Regions from separate parts of the Homo sapiens genome. Here region 1 is linked to region 2. The links are chromatin contacts, found by Hi-C or POLR2A ChIA-PET in ENCODE. All regions are on one chromosome and are shown on one strand. The core of a region is the stretch at or near the end of the contact, and the rest is flanking DNA. Distances in the headings are between cores, read along the strand shown. Region 1 holds the start of TAB3 (TGF-beta activated kinase 1 (MAP3K7) binding protein 3). Region 2 holds the start of GK-AS1 (GK antisense RNA 1).

The links. Hi-C counts contacts between places; a loop is a spot of excess contacts on that map. ChIA-PET counts read pairs that join two places held with the same protein, here RNA polymerase II (POLR2A). Pooled maps may share reads with other maps.
Region 1: a loop to region 2 is called in a map with no recorded cell type, with 2.9 times the contacts of the local background. The contact joins the promoter of TAB3 here to the promoter of GK-AS1 in region 2. A Hi-C loop is called at or near these places in 1 of 168 maps with a recorded cell type or tissue (naive thymus-derived CD4-positive, alpha-beta T cell), 10 of 37 single-sample maps with no recorded cell type and 13 of 50 pooled maps. POLR2A ChIA-PET finds 5 or more read pairs at or near these places in 5 of 52 experiments (GM12878, OCI-LY7, activated B cell and 1 more).

The regions. Positions count from the first base shown.
Region 1 is chrX:30,886,986-30,892,120 of GRCh38, forward strand. TAB3 (TGF-beta activated kinase 1 (MAP3K7) binding protein 3) reads right to left here and starts at 2,269. Exons shown (of 11, transcript NM_152787.5): 1 at 2,129-2,269. RefSeq lists a silencer at 1,925-2,314 and an enhancer at 2,475-2,644.
Region 2 is chrX:30,714,654-30,719,713 of GRCh38, forward strand. It overlaps GK-AS1 (GK antisense RNA 1), which reads right to left and starts at 3,446. Exons shown (of 1, transcript NR_046603.1): 1 at 1-3,446. GK (glycerol kinase) reads left to right here. Exons shown (of 21, transcript NM_001205019.2): 14 at 3,885-3,963; 15 at 4,766-4,862.

The sequences.
Region 1 (5,135 bases), core at 1,019-3,518, 170 kb after region 2:
TGCCGTCTTTTCTGCAAATCATGAATAGGGTCCAAAACCTTTGTATCAAATTATTAAAGAGAAGAAAAACAGGGTCAGCTGTCAAGTACTCCACTTGCTGGAGAAGGCAGGGATGTGTATGTGTACCTCCAAGCTGATAAAGCAAATTCAAACCCCTATAGATAGTTGCCATGTAATAATGTAATTTGAAATACTATTCAGGACTAGAATAAACAAAATATTTGTTCTTTGAAGTATCTTGGGCATGCTGACACAAGAGGCAAAGTAACTGAAAATATCTGAATTTCAGATAGGTCACTACCAGCTATCAGGAATCTCTTTACAGATCAGCAGACTTCTAGCTCAAATGTTACCTCTGGCTAGAAAATGGACGCATCTGAAAAGAAAAAAAAACCTTGAGATTATCTGGAGCCAAGGACACTGAAAGCTTTCAAGATTACCAACAGAACTGAAAGGTTTCTTTGTAACACAAATTTCCATTTTCATAAAATTTGTATCAGTCAGCACAAAAACTTACGCAGAGTATGGTGAAAGAACACACACTCTAGAATCAGACCTACATGAGTTTGAGTTCTAGCTCTGCAATTTACCAGCTATATAATCTCCTCAGCGAAGTCGCCAAAGAATATTGGAGGTTAGTATTGTTCTGTGCAATCGGCATAACATTATCTTTAGCATAGGGTAGCTGTGAGGATCTCCAGTGCCTGAATATAATCGACGTTAGCTCTGTTTGCTCCAACAAACTGTACACAATGTGGTATCTATAACTGAGGGGAAGACTCCATCAAATAAACATATGGATGAAAATTCAGGGTGACTGAATGCAGATTATGTTCTTTCAGATGTGAAGATGAAAATCACATATTTAATATTTACCTTCACTGAAGTCTTTCCCTTGATTAAGCCAGTTGTAAGCAAGTGGGGGCGGGGGCTGTCCCTACGGTTGTAAAGATTCATATCACACACTGACTAAAAAGCATGTATATGTATGTGCCTGTATTCTTCCGGTGTTCATAAAACACACCATCACAAAACTTACCATGGGTGATGAGGCCCTTTATAATTTAACACTGTGCAAAATTAAACTCTCATCTCAAAAAACCCTTTCTTCTTCCACGTGTTCTTGTATACTACTGCAAATCATTACTAAAGCAAAGAAAAAAGTAAATTCTCTTATCCTTTCAAAATGAAAAAGTGCGCAAAGAAAGCTCAGTTTGCCAAACTGTTCCCTTTTCTCATTCATTCTTGTTCTTTTAGAAACCAGAAGTAAATATACTGTATGCCAAAATGACTGCCTGATTGACAAACGTCACTGAAGAAACACATCGAACTGACAAGCCCGGTCTGGACCAAAGGTGGCAAGTTTTCTTAAATAATTTAAATAAGTTACATTTCAGTAGAAACAGAAGGATTTACACTTTAACACATTAACAAACTTTGGATCTTTTTATGCAGCTTACTTTATGCCTCACCTGTCCCTCACCCTTCAAATCCTGCTTTTACGCACTTTATGAGCTGGCACACGGTAGTAAACTACAGAACTCCAACTGGGAATAACTCTAATCTGTTGTTGGACCTCAGAGGACTGCTTGTGCGATCTTTAAAGGAAAGCAGTGTTTTCTCCTTACTCAACACCTACCAACAGTCATCTGGAAACCTCCTCTCCAACAATTCTTACTATACTGCTACTAACCTTCACATCTCTCAACACCCTCAACGGCCCCCACGCTGGTGCTGCTAGTCCTCATCCTCAAACACCTTCCTGGGGGCTTAAAGCCGGTCCACAGAGGCTCACTCTCCGCAATGCCTAGGGTCCGGCGAGGAAGGGCATCGTCCCCTCCGTTTGGGGGACCAAGGCCAATCAAGTCGACACCCCACCCCAGCCACTCCCTCTCCCCTCGGCCTCTCGGGGCGTCTGGGGCGGGCGCGGACGCGCCAGGCCCTGCGCAAACCTCCGGCAGCCCCGCAGTTCCCGCTGTCAGCCGCAGTCCCGGGCCGGGGTGAGTCCCCGGGACGCCGCAGTTGCGCACACGCCCACCGTCTCAGGCACAGGGTCACTGGGACGATCCCGGGGGCGCCCCCGACGTCCCTGCTCGGGCAGGTGCCGGGCCTCCCCGCGGACACTCACCAGGCGGCTGCTGCTCTCTGGCCGCCGCCGCCGCCGCCTCGCCCTCACGCCCGTCGCCTACTCCCGCGGGGGGTCCGGGCCGGCGCCGCTTCCCCGCCCGAACCCCCAGGGTACGCGCCGTGCAGGGCCGGGATCCGGTGTGAGCCGCCGCCGCCGCCGCCGCCCCCTTTCCTCCCTCCTCCCTCAGTGCGTCCCTCCCACCGAGGCCCGCCTCGTATTTCCTAGATCCGGTCTGAGCGAGAGCTTGGCAAGCAAGCTCTGGCTTCAGGGCTTCCGTCGGGCGCCGTCGCTCGCCAGGCACAAAGATGGCGCCGCCGGGTACTGCCCAGGGCGATCTCGCGAGGCTTCCCCCACAGGAACAGGAGGGCGGGGGCCCAAAGGAAAGGTGATAAGTTAGGGAAGCCTGAGCAAACGCTTCCCATATCGGAAATGGGCAGTACCAGTTACCGAAGAAGTTACTGCGCCTGCGTGCGCGGGTAATGACGCATGCCCGGAACGGCCCCTAAAGTAGGACCTAGTTCTCCAGGTTTTACCTGTTTCCACTAGTGGCGCGGGGCGGGGTAATGAAACCCAGTCAAGAAACCCAGTAAAGGGCTTGGCAGGACCAGGCACCAAGTGAGAGGCGTCCCTTAAGGCTTGGTCATCCCTCAGGAGCCCGAATGGCCAACACACTTTTTGCGTCCCCGGGAGTCTTCTAACCCTTTGCTTGTCCTTATGGGTTTTGTCACCGAGTATTCTGTGCAAAGCCTCAGCTGCACCTTCTTCATCCTGTTATGGGTTCACATTATTAATCAAGAGCTTCTTGCTGTGTGCTTGCAGATGGCCTCACAGTTGGCAGCCACAGTCCTCCTGTTTCCCACATCACCATCTAACTTTCTCTTTCATTTTTAGTGCTACATGAGCCATCTGATACTAATAATTCTTTTTCCTATTTTATTTTTTCTTGCTCATTCATTCAAACGTGTGTTGTTCAGTTTCCTATGTGCCAGCTACTGAGGAAATGCTGTGATCTCAGGGAGCTATTGGTCTGGGATGGAGATGAATGAGAAAAAACAATGACGACACTTTAGCACAGTAAGTTCTATGATAGAAATGAGTACAGAGAGGAGTGACAGATATGGGGGGAGGATATAAAATACATCAAAGAGGAAATTCCTTTTTTTTTTTTTGAGACCGAGTCTCACTCTGTTGCCTAGGCTGGAGTGCAGTGGTGTGATCTCGGCTCACTCCAACCTCAGCCTCCCAGGTTCAAGTGATTCTCGTGCCTCAGCCTCCCGAGTAGCTGCGACTACAGGTGTGTGCCACCATGCCCGGCTGATTAGTTTTGGTAGAGACAGGGTTTCTCCTGTTGACCAGGCTGGTCTTGAACTCCTGACCTCAGGTGATCTGCCCGCCTCGGCCTCCCAAAGTGCTGGGATTACAGGTGGTGAGCCACCGCGCCCAGCCAAAGAGAAAATTCTTGAGCGGTGTCTGACAGGCATAGGATTTAGTCCAGTGAATCACTCAGGGCGATAGCAGGAAACAAACCACCCCAATTATTTCAACCAAGAGAATTTAATATCAAGAATTGATTATTAGGCAACTGATAAGGTCAGAGAGAACTCTTAATGTATCGCAGAGGTAGCAACTGCAGGAAGCAGCTACTATGCCTAGAGCTAGGAGGAGGAAGGGAAGAGGTTGGGATTATTACAATTTAGACGTTTAGAGGAATTGCCTTGTGGAGGTAAAACTCAGACCTCTGAGAAAGGAGCAGCATCTGCTGGTGCTCGTGTCTTTGAGTGGGGCTCAAGACGTTGTCTCTGCAAGTGTGGGGAAACTGCAAAGGATCCAACTGCTGCTATGGGAAGGAAGTTCTCCTGTCCCTCTGGGAGCTTCCAATCTCCCTCTAGCCTGGGGATGAGAATGTGACACCTGGACTGGAGCTGAACTTGACCCACATCCTGAAGTAGAGCAGCTCCAGTGTCAAGAGCCACTCATTTTGGAAGCTGGATGTGGTCAGAAAGGGGGTCATTCACTCCTATCACACACCCCACATACTGGGGCCCATCGTGCTGAAACATTTGTAGAAAACCTGCTTCAAGTTCAGGTTTCGGACCAAGCAGAGCAGCCCCAGCCAACTCACAAACCCATGAGTGAGAAATAAATGCTTATTGTAGCATGGCACTGAGACTTTTCCTTATTACGTGGCAAAAGTGGACTAATACGGCAGCTCTGTTCCACAAAGTGAGCCACGGTTTAGTCTCCCTATGTCTTCTTGCTCCACCATTCCTAGACTGTCGTCCTAGTCTACATGGTCCAGAATGGCTCAGCACGACATCACATTTCAGTCATCAAGGGTGTGAAAGCCTACCCATTTCCTTTAAGGGCATGACCCAGAAGTTGTTACCATCAACTTATGTTCACAACCCACTGGCCAGAACTTAATCACGTTATTGCATCTACCTGCAAGGGAGACTGTGAAATGTGGTCTTATTCTAAGCAGTCCTGTAACTAGCTAAACATTCCATGACTTTGGAAAAAACATTGAGGGGACAACCAGAAGCCCCATAAAATTATCAAAACCCAGACCTTATTTGAAGTTATATCTTGTCCTCTCTCCCAGTTGGATCCTACCACCAATGAGGAGCTTGGAGTCAAGGAAGCAGGTGTAACCCTTCTCTTTCCGTCCCTTAGGCTTCTACTTCTCCTACCCTATCTTGCTAACCATAGCTGTATCTCCTCCAGGGATGAAGAGGATAGAAATGGAGGTGGCAAGGTGTTGCTTTACTGATCCTTTCATAAGATGGCTTTGTCCTCTCTGGACATGGCAAATGCCGAAAATTGGCTCTTTGTTGATTTCTTCTGTGAGTTCTTCTTAGGGTCCCACTGGGGAGATTCAGGAGTACCTCTCAGGACACAAATGAAGCTCTTTCTTCCATCTAGCCTCTCTCTCCTCAGCCCTTTGTCTCTCTTACTTTTCAATGCTGCTGTAAGTCCTCTATTGGTTGTCAATGCCTTCTATGTGACT
Region 2 (5,060 bases), core at 2,196-4,695:
ACTTTTGACATGTACTGTTGGGTAGAAGAAAGTCACAGATATCACCACGCTCAAGAGGCGAGGATTATGCAAGGGTATGCACATCAGGAGGCAGGGATCATGGGAGCCACCTTAATTAAAAGTCTATCTGCCACAAGCATATAAACATTGTTTATGAACTTTTATAATGTTCTTTCTTGAAAAGTATACTTTCTGAGCAATAAATGCTTTTAATTTTAGTTCCCCAACTTGTTACTGAAGTATTAATGAAATCTGTTACATTTCAAAAATAATGTTGCTCCAATTCAACTCTTCCCTTTCTCTATGCAATTAAAAATGCTATAGAGTTAGACACTGCATTTGTAATCTAATATATACAAATTAACTACATTATAAATCATATACGTACAGATACATAGCACTGTAGTATACACAAAACTGTGTTTGCTATGCCTGATGAATGATTGTAAGCAATTTAGGGTAATCTTTACTTTACCTGATTTTTCTCCATACTCACCAATTTTCACCCTAATTGCCTTGTAAGCTACAATTCTACTGCATCCTGAAATATCCTGCTTTATTTTTATACTGTTTGTGGCAGTGGCATTCATGTCAAGGAGCTTTTGAAGAAAAATGTATTTGCCTGCTATGACATTACATCAGATCTACTTGATTATTTTTAATTCAATCTTCCTATAGCCTGTTTATTAGCCTTTCACTTTCCAGGCTACATGTCTAGTTTTAAAATAATTTATTCCTCTTGCCCTGTTATAATTTAATTTATTATTCTTTACACCCTCTCACTTTCATTGCATCTCCCTTAGTGTACAACTATTAAGCTTGCATGCATCTTTTCCAGGGAATCATAACCTAGAACAAGGGCTGATTCAAATTTGTAGATGATATACTAAAGTATTGGATCTTTATACTTAGGGTGTAATTTATGGTAACTTAACTGATAACAAGTAGACAGTCACCTTCTTTTATCATTTTAGGTTTTGGCTGCTATACTCTTTTCCTGTCCAGCTTTGAAACATTATTACCATCTTCCATTTTATTTCCTGCCTCTGAATTCAGAAGACCACATGTCTTTTGTGAATTAGAGATGTCTCTCATTTTTATTTCTTTAAAAGCTAAATCATACCATGTATTATATCCTGACAGCAAAATTATTTACTTTTTTCAGATAAGTGTTTTTATCTACCTTTTATTGTGTTATATTGAATCTAGTTTTTCAATCACAACAAAACACTTCTGTGTATTCCTGATGACAGAATTTAAAACAGTTATCTCCTGGAGCCTTAACAGTGACTATGTATTTTTTTTCTTTTGTTTTAATCTAAATAATACTCTGATTCTCAACTAATTACCTCTAATCAAAACCTTGATTTTCCTTTTGCTAAAATCATATTGCTTTCTCTTAAAAATATGGTGTAAGCATGTAACATCCTATCTTTTTCAATGGAAATGAGGTATATCAGCACGTGGTTTCCTAGAGTATAAAGTCCCACCAGCTGTGCCACAAAATCACTTTACTAGACTCCTAGCACAGTGGCTTCTAAAAATTCGCAGTTTAACTGTACTTGCCTAAAACAATTATGTATGCATTTCTTGGTTAGATGCTATTTAAGGACAGTGTCTTTGAGAGTATAAGGAGGAGGGACACCTGTTTTTGTTTTTCTTTTTCAATTAGGTCTAGAATTATACTGCCCATGGCAGCCATGGCCACATGCAGCTATTGAGCACTGGAAATGTGGCTAGTCTGAATTGAGATGTGCTGTAAGTGTAAAGTATATACCAGATTTCAAAGATAGTACAAAAAAAAATCTCAATAATTTAATATTGATTTCATGTTGAAATTTTTTTTAATACATTGGGTTAAATAAAATATTAATTTTACCTTCCTTTTACCTTTTTAATGTGGCAAAAATATAAATTACATATGTGACTCACTTTATATTTCTGTTGGACAGCACTGGTCTAGAAACTCTTACATATTTACTAGTATTTGGCAGCTGCTATCTCTGAATTGTCTGTTTCCAAAGGAAATTTGAATCTTAAATCTCTTTAAACCAAAATTTTACTTAGTTCTCTTGAATGATCCCACTAAGTACCTAAATATGTAAATGTGTCAAACTTAATACAACAACTTATTTTAGGCAGGGAATGAGCTGTGTTAGAGTCCCTTGTAAGGTATTTCTTGAATTGTTTTTGTCCCATTTTTAAAGCCTTGTCATATTTGCACAGCTATGCCAGATCTGTTCCTCAAATACTTCCTGTGGTTAAAAAGCCATTTTATATATGTAATGATACAGAGTACTGTATGTATGTCTACATATATAAAAATGTATAAACAGAACAATTGTGGCATTCTGTAGCTTTGCAGTAACATAGTAACTTCTCATAGAAGCTATGAATGATGGAATATACCAGCATATTCATTCTCTAGTTTACTTACATTTTGACAACTGACAACAAGAAGGCATGACCATTTGTAATTCAGTTAATAGAACTGAGGACAGGTCCCTACATTTAATATTACCTGACGTTTGGTTTGGAGTGACTCTGTGGAAGTAATTTACATTAATAATCTATATGAATGAACTATCAGAGCTAAAAAAAATTTCTTGGTATTCCTAATGGTTCGTGCTGATACTTCTTTTTTTTTTTGCCTTCAGGATCTTTTTATAATAGCTTTATTGAGATATAGTTCATATTCCACACAATTTACCCTTTTCAAATATACAGTTCAATGGTTTATAGTAATACTATATTTACAGATTTTTACAACCATCACCACAATCTAACTTTAGAACATTGTCACCACCCCAAAAAGAAACCCCATAACCACCCCCTATCCCCCAGCCCAGGCAACCACTAATCTACTTTCTGTCTCTATGGATTTGTCTGTTCTGGACATTTCATATGAATGGGATCGTACAATATATCGTCTTCTGTGCCTGGCTTCTTTCACTTTGCATAATGTTTTCAATGCTCATCCATGTTGTAGCATGTATTAAGACATCATTCCTTTTCATAGTCCAATAATACTCCATTGTGTAGACATACTGCGTTTTATCTATTCATCAGTCAGTGATATTTGGCTGATACTTTTTTAACATTAAAGAAATTAATGAAGTCAATATTTACATTTAGTAAGAACCTTCACATATATTCTCATATTGAGCCTCACAGTAATTTGTTTAGGTAAGTGTTGTCATAGTCATCATTTTATAGGTGAAGAAATGGAGGCTCAGAAAGCCTAAGTAACTTAGGCAAGTTACTTAGATGAACTTGCTAAGATTAACTTACTAAGTTACTTAGATTAGTTACTAAGATTACACAGCAATTAAGTACTAGAACTGGGACTCAAAGCCAGTTTATCCAACTCTGAAATATGTTTTTATTGTTATTGCCACAGCTCTAGGTGATTTTGTTTTAAAGAAAAATTACTTACTAGCTAGCTTCTTTGCTTTTTGTTTTCTTGATTTACTATACTGTTAGATATGGGAAACAGACTTGAAAAAACTTTTAATGTGGCCTCTCCCAATAATTTTATGAACAATATGGCAATATATTTCTAAGTGATAACATACCTCAGTAGCTTAGCAACAGACAGAAAATTGTTCAAGAAGCAAACTGATCAAAGATCAATGTCCACCTATGGGGACAAATCCAAGGGTGTGCTGGAAAGCTCACTTCTTTTCCTCATCCCGTGAAAAACTTTTATTAGTGACTTAGATAAAACTATGTTTGTATTAGAAGACCTAGTTTACATATTTGTCGGAGTCTCAAAATGGAAACTGAATTCTGTCCATCTGATTGTGTCATACACAGAATATGCTCAATAAAAACCTTGGATAGTGATAAAATATATTCTGTCTTGAATTCCTTTTTTTCTTTAGGGTTCTGTAGCTATAGCTGGTGCTGTTATTCGCTGGCTAAGAGACAATCTTGGAATTATAAAGACCTCAGAAGAAATTGGTGAGTGTGTTCTAACAAAAGGTTAGAAAATCTGAAAAATGACACATTTCAGTATTTTATCTCTGCAAAGTAAATACTTATGCTTTGCCCCAAATGTGATCCATAAATTATATGGATCCCTATTATGAGTTTGACTTATGCAAAAGACTATCTTGTGAAGATTTATAAAACAAGGAATTGACATAATTAGTGGTGGTTGTTAATAAACTGGCAATGTAGGGCATAAAAATTACCCAAGTGTAAAATTGAACACTGGAGATTGCCAGAACCTGCAGATAGAGAAGTTGAGTTAAATTTATCTGATGAGAAAGAGCTTTAACTCTTAGATTAGAGTGAGCATTAAAACTCTGGTACCTATAATTTAAGTATTAATACGGCTGTTTTCAGTCTATAGATAATTAGTTTGAACTTACCTACTCACTCTTTCATCCACTTGCTTAACTTTGCCTGAAGGTGAGACAATCAGAAATACATTTCTGATTAGGGACACACTAGAGGCCACTTTTTCATCTCCTAGTCAGCAACCTTAAAAATAGTGGAAATGAGCTAAAATACCTTAAATAAATGAATCTGGTTCCTTGATTTCTTGAGCTAGGCTACATTTTAGTGGGGGGTATTTAATGTGAGAGAAACTCATTTCTGTTGATCCTAGCATACTACTGTAGTTAGCAACATTTTGCTCTACCAATGAATTGGAAACCAAAACCCCTGTCCTAATTTTTCTAATTTTTAAAATAGGTATGCTTATATAATAATACACAATATTTGTGTGATTTTTGTTTTGTTTTGTTTTTAATGTTAGAAAAACTTGCTAAAGAAGTAGGTACTTCTTATGGCTGCTACTTCGTCCCAGCATTTTCGGGGTTATATGCACCTTATTGGGAGCCCAGCGCAAGAGGGTAAGTATTGAAAATATGGAGTGCTTTTGGGGATCTTGATTTATTTACCAAAGTCGTTAATAACTTATTAGTTTCTTATCTATTTTCAAATAATTATAATGTGTTGAGAAAACCTTTTCTTTTTGGAGAATATAATTTCAGAAACTTTAAGCTCCAAGAAGTTATGAATCAGCTGACAATAACCCCTGCCATATCCGT